Regions from separate parts of the Homo sapiens genome. Here region 1 is linked to region 2. The links are chromatin loops, found by intact Hi-C in ENCODE. Cell type or tissue: mammary epithelial cell. All regions are shown on one strand. Each heading gives the region's core, and the rest is flanking DNA. Links, peaks and the distances in the headings are about the cores only.

Region 1 (4,000 bases), core at 1-4,000, 160 kb after region 2:
ACACATGGAACTCGGCTACTGAGGGTCTCAGACCGTATCCATAAATTCATGTCCTCAGGTCAGGATGCCAAGGCAGGCCTCCAGCTGCTACTCCCACATCACATACTTCCCTCTGGGAACAATCAGTGAACAGGACTGGGGCACCATGACCAGCCAGGCTTGGGCACTCTGATGGATAGGGGGTCTGCCATAGACACAGGTGGACGAGTGGCAGTGACCTTGTGGAAGGAACCCTGCTGGATTTCCATGTACAGAGAGTGTGTGGATATATATAGTTTCACTAACACATCACTGCTTGAGCAGTTTTGTACTTTCCCATCCTGGAACTGCGTGTGCTTGGGCTGCCCCTCTGTCTAGGACACCCTGCCTCCACTTCTTTGCCACTTGAATTCCAGTTATTTAAGGCCCATGTTAAATACCACCCACCCCTCACCCCCACCCAGGTAGAATTTTCCATTCCCTCATCCATTCCATGGGGAAGAGAGCAGTATTTAAATGCCTGAAGTTTCGGGACCAAGTCCCTAATGATGAGCTTATCTGACCAGAGAGACCTTAGGAGTCATGCTCCGGGGCAGGTGCAGGTGAGCAGAGCAGGCTTTATTCAAACAGCTCCTCATGCATTGCTGGGCCCCTTCTGCTCTGAGCCAAGCCTGTATTGTTCTGCTCTGGCTGCCATAACAAAGCACCACAGACTGGGTGGCTGAAACAACAGAAACGTATTTTCTCACTGATTTGGAGGCTGGAAGTCTGAGATCAAGGTGTGGGCAGGGTTGGTTCCTACTGGGGGATTGGAGGGAAGGATCTGTTCCAGGCCTCCCTCTTTAGCTTGTAGATGGCATCTTCCTGTTTGCATAGTGTTTTCCTTCTGTGCCTGTGTGTGTCCACATTTCCTCTTCTTAGAAAGATATCAGGTGCATGGGACAAGGGCCCAGCCTAACAACCTCATTTTACCTTAATGACCTCCTTAAAGGCCTTATCTCTAGATGCAGTCATATCTGAAGGTACTTGGGGTTAGGACTTCAGCATATGAGTTTTCAGGAATACAATTCAACCCATAACAAAGTCCGAAGCTGGGCTCTGGGCACACAGGACTAAGCCCAGGCCCCCCAGGTGCGCTGGAGCAGTCCTGGGCAGGACGCAGTGTGGGTGTGTTGGGGCATGGGTTCCAGGCCCCCTGACTCACCCACCCACTCCTTCCTCCTTCCAGCTCTGACACAGAGTCTGACTATGGTGGCAGCGAGGGCTCCCACACAGAACCCTGTGAAGAGAAACCCTGGCGGCCAGGATCCCCGCATCTACCGCACACGTCCCTAGGGGAGGCCCTGAGCAGGGCAGTCTCTCCACAGTGCCCTGAGGAGCCCAGAGCTGTGCACGGTAAGCAGAGAGCCCACCAGGCTTGATTCTGGGAAGTGGGGAGGGAACAGAGACCCCCACAGCTGAATTTCCCTCTTGGAGGACCAGGTGACAGGAAGCCTCGCCCTCAGGCTTCAAGGCGGTGGGGCTAGGACCTTTGGGGAGTGGGACGCAAGTGGCAGTGAAGGGACTTGAACCAGGCCTGGCTTCCCTCTCCATGAGAAGCTTTGGAATCCCAGTGGGGAAGACATCACGGGGACTGGCTGGCTGTGGTTGGTCACAGGCTGGCAGGGATCAGGGGCCCGCAGGTCTCTCTTGCCTGGAGTGATCGCTCTCCTGCCTCCTGTATGGGCACCTCCTTAGGGGCCCCTCCAGCATCCCATAGCCCCTGAGGGAAGGGAGCTGGGTCCAGCTGCTGTTGGACAACATGCAGCCCTGGATGGCATCATCTCCCTGGGACCACCTGCACAGCACCGGGGCCATTACCAGTGTTTGGGGCTTGTGGGATGCACCCAAACTTCTACACAACAATTAATACACTTTTACTGCATACCTGTAATGGGCCAGGACTTTTCCCATACGTGTGGTCATCCCAGGATGACCCTGTGGGGTAACTAGTGCGAAGCCTGTTTCACAGGTGAGCAAACAGGCTGAGTGGTCTCCCGAAGTCTCAGCCAGTGCTGGTGCCACCCTCCAGCCACCACTGCCCAAGCTCTGGCTTACTAAGAGGTAGCTGTCTTTAGCAGCCCAGCTTGTGTTTAATACAAAGTTGACCTGGAACTGAGTGTTTTGATTCAGTCAACAATTTGGGACCAAATCGTCTGATTTATGGGTAACTTCTGGACGAGCCTGGGAAGAAACAGTCTAACCTGACGGAAACTTGCTGCCCAATGGCCCCACAGCCTTAGTTGCCCTGGGAGAGCTGGAGCTCAACTTGTCCTGCATCGCCACCTGGTGGTCATGAGCAGAATTGCCACCTGGTCCGTGAAATGTTTTCAGGAGTGATGGTTTCCCAGGAAGACGAGGGCTGGGGCGGAAAGAACTCATATAGATATTTTTAAATCCTGGAATTGTTGAATTTACTCTAGAAATGTTGAATTTTACCCTCATTTTTTAAAAAAGTGACACTTTTTAAAAAGGACAGATTATCATCCAAACACATTTGTTAAGTACCATTTGTGGGGCTGTGCAGAAAGGCTCAGCACTGGCACTGAACTGAGTACTCTCCTGTGCCCAGCTGGGTCCAGCCCCACCTCTGGTTACTGCGTGGCCTTGGTGTACCCTTCCATCCCCCTGGGCTCCAGCTCCCCATTTCCAGATATGAAGTTGGCCTGCCTTTCATCCCTTCCCTCCATTTCCCCTCCAATTGCCAGACGGTTTTAGGCAACTTACAAGAAAAACATAAAACAAAATTGTACATTTATAAATATGAAAGATCAAGCCTCAAAATCAGGTCTAACAAAACCAGTTTAGGAGGGATAGACCCCAGAGAGGCAGACCATAATCCTAAACAGTTGCTCTAATTGAATCATAAGTTTGATTCTGAGTTTTCTAGCTTCCAGCATTTAAAAGGAAACACAGAACATCGTTACTCTCATTGTTTATGAGGAAAACATATATTGGTTTGCAGCAGGTCTCTGAGTAGGCACAACTTCTCCTAATGCTTAACTCTGTAGTTTCTGGCTCATACCAAATAGATGATATTGAGAAATGTGTTCGATCATGTCTTAACAGTTCCTCAGAAAATGCAGCCTTAGTATTCTCGAGGCTGTTTCTTACAGCAACCCTTGCTGGAAGGTGAGGGCATGACAAAAAAACATGACTCAGTGATAGCAGTTTTCTTAGCGGGATGGGGTTGTGTTGGGAGACTAGTTGGGTTGGGTAGTGAAGCCAAAGCATTTTGTTTCTGACAGTCCAGTTTAACGCCAGAATAAAATACAGAGTAGGTAAGTGGGTAGAATGCGTGACTCTCAAACAATTCTTTGTCGAGTTAGTCTTCATCAGTCATTGTTTTATCATTGCTAGGTGGACCACATTGTACAGTTAAGCTCTCTGGCACAGGTCTAAGTGCTGTGCTTTGTGCTGCTGGTTATGGTAACCCCATCACTTTACCAAATAATGCAGGGTTGACCCTTTGTGTGGGTTTTATGGAGCTTCATTAACCACAATTCTCACCTGGATAAATGCCTCCAAGGTAGACCAAGGGAATGCCAGACAAGACCAGGATATTGCTTTGAAAAGACTCCTGGTTGCAGTGTGGAGTTTAAAAAAAAAAAAAAAAAAAGACTCTACGTTGGTCCAGCCATGCTCATAGAAGCATTATTCACATTAGCCAAAAGGGGGAAACAAATCAAATGTTCAACAGACAAATGGATAAACAAAACGCAGTATATCCATACAGCAAAATGTTATTCAGACTTTAAAAAGAAGGGACTCTGACATGTGCTACAACTTAGATGAACCTGCAAAGCATGCTGCTAAGGGAAATAAGCCAGTCATAAAAGGACATACATCAGTTTGGGATGAGGGCAGAGTTCTGGAGATGGGTGGTGGTGAGGTGGTGATGGCTGCACAGCAGGGTAAGTGTACTTAATGTCACTGAAATCTAGACTTAAAAATGTATAAGTAACAATTTTTATATTATGTA
Region 2 (6,941 bases), core at 1,121-5,120:
TGTTCTCTTCTAGTCAGGTGGGGATGTATTTCTTCATCTCTCTTGTCCCTGGAATTTTTTCCAGCTGCTGACACCCATTATGTCAGTTCTGGTGTTTTCTTGATTTTACCAGAAGGCATCAATGAAAGTTTTTTTGTTAACAACCAGGACTCACATTCCTTCCTTAAATGGTCCTTAAAAGTATTGGCTCCTGAAATGTTTTAGATCATGGTTGTTCAGATATGCCACCAGGAATGAGTCAAATTTCCATATGTGAGGCGGTGACAGCTATGCCACAGCTGCATCCCGGGAGAGATCGTTAGGTTTCAGGGGGTTTTAAGACACATTCTGCTTTCAGACATTTTATAATGGGAAAAATGCATTTCTGATCAGTGAAATACGTTATTTAAAGACAGCCCTCTGTTTCTCTCCTGCATCTTCTTCCAGATTAACAACCCACAGTGTGGGTTCAGGATTTTTACCTTCTCTGTGGTTTTCCTCTGAACATGCCTTAGTTTGTTCAGATCTTTTTATACAGCGAAGGCAGTGTCCAGACCATATATTGTATTTATGGTATGAGGACAGCAGAAGAAGGGAGCTATCACCTCCAGTTCCGGACATTCTGCTTCTCTTAATGCAGCCCAAGACTCTATGAGCTTTGCTGGCAGCAGCATCACATCACAGACGTTACTGCTGACTAGGTCTTTTTAACATGTGCTGTTGCTAAGCTGCTTCTCCCCTGTCCTAAACTTGTGTGGCTTTAGAATTTAAAGGCAGAGCCTCCTATTTTGCTCCTGCTTGATTCAGAATGATCATTCCTGTTAAGTTTCAACTTGTTAAATTCAGTGCAGCCCTGTTCCATTGATCAGAATCCTATTTAAGTATGCCTTCCACAGCGTCACCCAAGTCATGATAAATGCTTATCGAAGGGACCCCTCTGTCACACTCCTGGAGACCTCCCCTCAGTGGACTTGCGATCTTTGACCGACTGACTTTGGGAAGAGTGATTGAAGCCGCCCCTAGCCTAGTCTCTGTCCTTTTGCTTCTCTGACCTAAGACGCCTTTCTGAAGCTAGATAGGCCATGCCCATTGCAGTTCTGCATCTACTATCAAGTGCTTCATCAAAAAGGACATGAACAGCCTTAACGTTACGTGTTCTCAGCTCCTCGAGGGCTCCAAGGTTGCTTTCAGCTGTTCCTGGGCTGCTCCCCAGAGATTGCACCAGGCAGCTTAGCATCTCATCTGTGAACGTTTTCCGTGCTCTGGGAGGTCACTTTCCCGGGCTAGGGGACTTGAAGTCATTGCAAATGTCTAAATATCCTTTTTAAAAAACAAAACAAAAACACTAAACCCCTATCTCCACTCTACTCTTCATTCCAGTGTTGGTTCTTTGCTCCCCTGTCCTGGTCTCCTCAATTGTTTGGCTGGAGTTGCATTCAGAGTCCAAGTCATTAACTTCCTCCACCTCGCATCTAGCAGCTCTTCTGATCTCCCAGCCACTTGAAGTCTGTGTTCTTTGAGTCTCCAGCACCAACTTCCCCTTCTTGGTCTTTTGCTAATTTCACAGGAAATGATTGTTTTTCCTCCACAGTTCCTGTGTCCTTCTGGTCACTAACCCATTCCACCATTGTTGTGGGAATTAGGGAACTAGGTTAGTCCCTGTTTCTATGGACACATCCTCTCTCTTCTAGATGATGAAACTCTCTGCAAAGCCAGGCTTAGCCTTTAGCCACTGGGGCTTCCTGCGCTCTCAGGGTGTCTGATCTCAGCCCCACCCGCCAGAGCTCATCTCTGGCTAGCCTGGGATCTGTATCAGCAGCAGCCCAGTGGGGTCCATTTCCATCGTATCTCTATGCCTTAGTTCTTCCCTTCTCACCCATGTGTTCTCCAGAATATTTCTCTTTATTTCATGGGCTTTTCACATAGCTGTACATCTTTTTTTTGAGACGGAGTCTCGCTCTGTCACCCAGGATGGAGTGCAGTGGCGCGATCTCGGCTCACTGCAACCTCCGCCTCCTGGGTTCAAGTGCTTCTCCTGCCTCGACCTCCCGAGTAGCTGGGAATACAGGCATGCACCACCATGCCCTGCTAATTTTTTTGTATTTTTAGTACAGACGGGGTTTCACCATGTTAGCCAGGATAGTCTTGATCTCCTGACCTCGTGATCTGCCCGCCTCGGCCTCTCAAATTGCTGGGATTACAGGCGTGAGCCACCGTGCCCGGCATCTTTTTTTTGTTATGTAGAGACACTCTATCTCTCTGCCCTGTCCCAAGTCTAGTCCTTTAAAAGATAAAGCCTGGGTGCAGAGAAGTGTGTCTAGTCTGCTATCAGTTAATGTAAACAAAAGGACACATATTTATATTTGTGTATATATGCATAATCACGGTCCGGAAACAGACACAAGCAACTGATAATAGTGGTGACCTGTTTTAGAGTGGGGACGTGGTAGGTAGATGGGGACAGGAGTAGGAGGGAAACTTTTTCTGAATACTTTTGTATTCTTTTGACTTTGGAATCCGGTGCAAGTATTTCTTATTCAGTTTTTTTTTTCTTTAAATAACAGATAATCTGGGATGCCTGATTGGCTAATGTGAACTGGTGAGGCCATGTGGAGTGAGTGACTCACCTGCTTGAGTCAGGGCTCTGCAGCCTCCTACCCACCTGGGCCTCAGCTCCTCAGGTGTAAAGCTGGCTGGTCCCAGCCCACTTACCTTGCAGAGGGGACTCAGGGAGGCCCTCCTGCAGAGCCTGGCATAGGCCAGCACATGGAGGGTCTGTAGTAAACAGGGCCTCTCCCTCAGAAGTCATGTGGGATTTTAGGACCATTACAGTAAACTGTAATCTCGGTTTAGTGATAGCTGGTGCTCAAAGCGTGCACCTGAGCCTCATGTTGGTTTTCTGCTGTCAGTCACTTAAAACTTACACCATGGTTTTTTCCTCTTGTGAACTCCAGTATTTAAGGAGATTGGAAGCTCTGAATCTCTGGGTTTGCCTGGAAGAAGTATGTACTTTGCTTTGCCAGACCTGAGATGCTTTACAAATCATCTCGTCTGCCCAGTTCAGTGGAGTGAGATTAGAATAGGTCTAACATCCTTTGAAAACATAGGCCCATGGTGAGGTTTGCAGGTAACTGAGATCACAGCTGGCTCTGAAGAAAAAATGCAGCCTCTTGGGAGTGGCCAGTCCAGGTACCTATAATTGAGGAAGTGACCTGATTGGGGAGGTGACTTATTTACCCTGGGCAATTAAGAAGCATTTATTGAACACCTACTATGTGCCCTAGGCTCTGTGCTGTGGGGATGACAAGATGCATAAGGCTCAACTTCTCCTCCTAAAGTATTTACAGTGGGCTTGGGAAAGCAAGGCTTATGTGTGTAAAAAAAAAAAAAAAATTAAGTAACAGGAGATTTTCGCAACAGTTCAGCTCAATCATAGAAGAAAAACCACAAGGTAGTTCATGACTAATGTCCATCTGCCTGAAGGAGGCAGCGGTGGGTGTGGGGAGTGTTTTCTGTGGGCTAGGGAGGGCCTGGAAAGCTTCCTGGAGGAGGGAGCAGAGGTGGCGGCAGCAGCAGCATTTGATCTGGATCCTGATGGGTAGTTGCAGTGCAGATGGATAAGTTGGGAGTAAGAAGAGAGCATCTCTAGTGGGTGTTGAGGCCAAGAGAAATGGGGAATTGCCTGCTTTGAAGGTGGGCAGCGGGAAATGAGGCTAGGCAGGTGAGTTTAGGACAGATGCAAAGAGGCTTTAATGAGAGAGAGATTGAGTTGGAGTGTGTTTAACTTCAGAACAGGGATGGGAGGATGAAGGCCCAGGGTCTCACAGGGAACTCTTGTAAATCTCAGGAAGATAGGCAAGAAAGGGTCTAGCTCCAGGACATTTCAGTCTAGGCATCTCTAGCCTCCAGCCTCCTGGAGCCATTCTTTCACCATTGCTCTATGGGGACATTTTCTTCTTAGGCATTTTACATGTCTGCTCATTCATTCATTCAGCAGGTATTTATGAGCTCTTACTCTGTGGCAGGCACTGCTCTCAGTGCTGGGTTGCAGCAGGGAAAAAAACAAAACAAGATAACATCCCTTGCCACATTCCCAGAAGGGGAGAGGGACAATAAACAAGTGAGCTAAATGCGTGGGAGGCCAGGTGATGAGAGGTATGGTGGAGAAAATCAAAGCAGGGAAGGAGATGGTGTGTGCTGCATGGAGAGGGGAGCAGCTCGGGGAGGGCTGTAATTTTAAACAGAGTGGTTAGAGAAGGTTTCACTGACTCACCCTGTCACTGGGACTTTGGGAGCACAGGGAAGGAGGCAAGGCCAGATCCTACTGGGATCTTGAGCCCACAGTTGATCCTCTTCGACCTGTTGGGGGTCTTTGACTAGGCAGTAGGGAGTCTTTGAGTGCTCTTGAGCAGAGGAGTGACATGTGTGGGGAGATCTCCCTAGTGGCTTTGTAGGGGATAGGATATTGGCGGCTGAGACAGGGGAGCAGAGATTCAGGAGGAGATGACCACTGTAGACTAAAAAAGTCTACTCATTTGACACTTTCCTCACTGTGCTGCAAGCTCCACATCTGTAAATGGAGATAAAATGGTACTTACCATTTCAGGCACGTTTTCAAGAGGATGAAGTGGGTTACTGAATGTAGAATACTTAGACTAGCACCTGACATATAATAAGTGCCTAAAAATATTGTCTTGCTCTACTATCTGTCCCTCTGTCTGCATATACGTATGTGTGTGTAAAATTAATGTGTTAGGGACATCCTTTCTTGTCCTGAAGCCAAGTCAAATGAAGAAAATAATGGCGCTTTTCAGGATTAAATGAGATCATCCATGTTGTGGGTGTAGGTTAGTGGCAGATGAAAACCAGGTGAATACTAGTTAAAAGTACTACTGTTACCACCAGATCTTACCTTGAAGAAAATGATTTTGCAATGGAAATCCTTTGTAAAGTCTTCCTATTTAACAGTTGTTTATCAAGACTGCAACATGCCAGGTGCTGCACTAGACACATCCCATTTCATCTTTGCAATAACTGCCCAAGATAATAAGTGTTAACCACATCTTACAGATGAGGAAGCAGAAGCCCTGGACTAAGACTTGACAAGGTCACATAGCTGGTAAATGGCAGAGCTGGGATTAATCCATGAGTGTTCCATTGTGTAAATGTAAACATTGACATATAGGTTCTCATATCAGTCTCCCTTGGTATTAGGTACCCACAAAGAGGTGCAGGGAGAGCAGAGGCATGGCCAATTTCCAGGACAGATCGGGGCAGTGTGAATGTAGTGGGGAAAGCATGGGTGGGAGACACTGTGGGTGAAACAGTACCTTTCTTCAATGACTCAGCCCTGCAGGCTTTATCAGAGCCTTTCAGCCACCCTCTCAGAGTCTATCTGAAACCCATTTTGGTTTCCCAAAAGGAGCAGAGCCTGACAAGTTCAAATCCTGGCTCCAGCACTTACCAGCCATGTAAGTCCAAGATAGAAGTCAATTTCTTTGTGCCTCAGTTTTGTCATCTGCAAACTTGCTTCATAGGGTTGTTATGAGAATATCAGAGAAGCTATGTCAACACTTAGAACAGTGCCTGGCCCATAGCAAGCACTCTGAAAGAGTTATTATTATGTTAACAATTCTTATATTATTTTTATATTATAGTATTATTGTAAGTGCCTTCTTAATCTCTGAGGTCAGGGTAGAATGTCCATCCTCTCTGCAGGATCATTCTGTAACACATTCTGTTTTGCCTTATTATATAGATGTGGGTGTAGGTCTCCCCTTTACAAGACCATGAATAGAATTCAATCAGCATCTTTCTAAAATCCCTGAAGACTTGTGCCTTGTCCTAGAAGCTGTCAATAGAGACTTGGGCCAAAAGAAGTGATTCTTGGTTTTCTTTTACCCTTCAAGCCACATATTCTGACCTGAAGACCCCACCTCTCAGGATTTGGAAAATGTCTGATATTTCCAAAGGTGCTTTACAGTTTGCCAAACACATTCCCATTCATATTTCATTTGGTCTTCACAGTTACCCTGTGCGGTTACTGGGTACTGTCCCCATTGAACAGGTCAGGAGACTGAGGCTCTGCAGGGTTGAATAACTTGCTCCAAAACGTGCAAGTGGAAGGTAATGAAACACGCACCCCCCTTCCTATCCCAGAAAGCTTTGTTCTGGAGTTTCAGATTGACTCTTCCCCTAAAGCCATTCATCATTTCCCCCTTAGCCCTTTTCCTAAAGAGGACTGGGAGGAGGTCATGTGGTGACCAGCCGACCTTTATACAATTCTACTCTGTTTCTTCTTCTTCTTCTTTTTTTTTTTTTTTTTTTGGTGGTCCTCAATTACGTGGACAGTTTTTCATTTGTTTTTCTCTTAATTTTATGATTCATTTATTTATATGAGACAGGGTCTCACTCTGTCACCCAGGCTGGAGAGCAGTGGTGGGATCATAGCTCACTGCAGCCTCAACCTCCTGGGCCCAGATGATCCTCCCAGTTCTGCCTCTGGAGTAGCTGGGACTTCAGGTGCACGCCACCATGCCTGGCTAATTTTTTCTTTTGTTTTTAGTTGAGACAGGGTCTCCCTGTGTTGCCCAGGCTGGTCTCAAACTCCTGGACTCTAAGTTATCCTTCCATCTTGGCCTCCCAAAGTGCTGGGATTACAGGCGTGAGCCACTGCGCCCAGGCTATACAATTCTACTTTCACCCTTTGTTCCCAGGTCTTGTTACTCCCGAACTAAGCACATGGTGATGGCTTTGAGCAGAGCTGATTATTGGAGTTGCTCAAATCATCCCCACTCCATTGTCCCTTCTCTGTGGATCTGAGGTCTGGGCTGGGACTCAGCATTTGGAACTTGGTGGGGAGTGGGAGACAATGGGGGAGAGCATTGTAGCTTGAAGCATTTGCAGTGCCTGAGTATGAAATTGTCCTGAGCATAAATGTGCCATGAGGGACCCTGCAACTG

What was found. Hi-C counts contacts between places; a loop is a spot of excess contacts. Peaks named below come from ENCODE experiments on the same cell type or tissue, not always from the same donor. Only the 100,000 strongest peaks of a DNase experiment are listed, where the experiment ranks them.
Region 1: a loop joins it to region 2, with 3 times the contacts of the local background. A loop is called at or near these places in 7 of 110 quality-filtered maps.

Annotation. Positions count from the first base shown.
Region 1 is chr11:12,279,726-12,283,725 of GRCh38, forward strand. It overlaps a transcript of MICAL2 not described here. Among named protein-coding and RNA genes, the nearest start is that of PARVA, 96 kb to the right of the region's middle. In mammary epithelial cell, for the core only: a CTCF peak has its summit at 2,310 (motif pointing left); a DNase peak (open chromatin) is centred at 2,276.
Region 2 is chr11:12,123,350-12,130,290 of GRCh38, forward strand. The region is part of intron 1 of MICAL2 (microtubule associated monooxygenase, calponin and LIM domain containing 2); the gene reads left to right. Among named protein-coding and RNA genes, the nearest start is that of MICAL2, 16 kb to the left of the region's middle. In mammary epithelial cell, for the core only: a CTCF peak has its summit at 3,459 (motif pointing right); DNase peaks (open chromatin) are centred at 2,612 and 3,432; H3K27ac peaks cover 3,463 bases.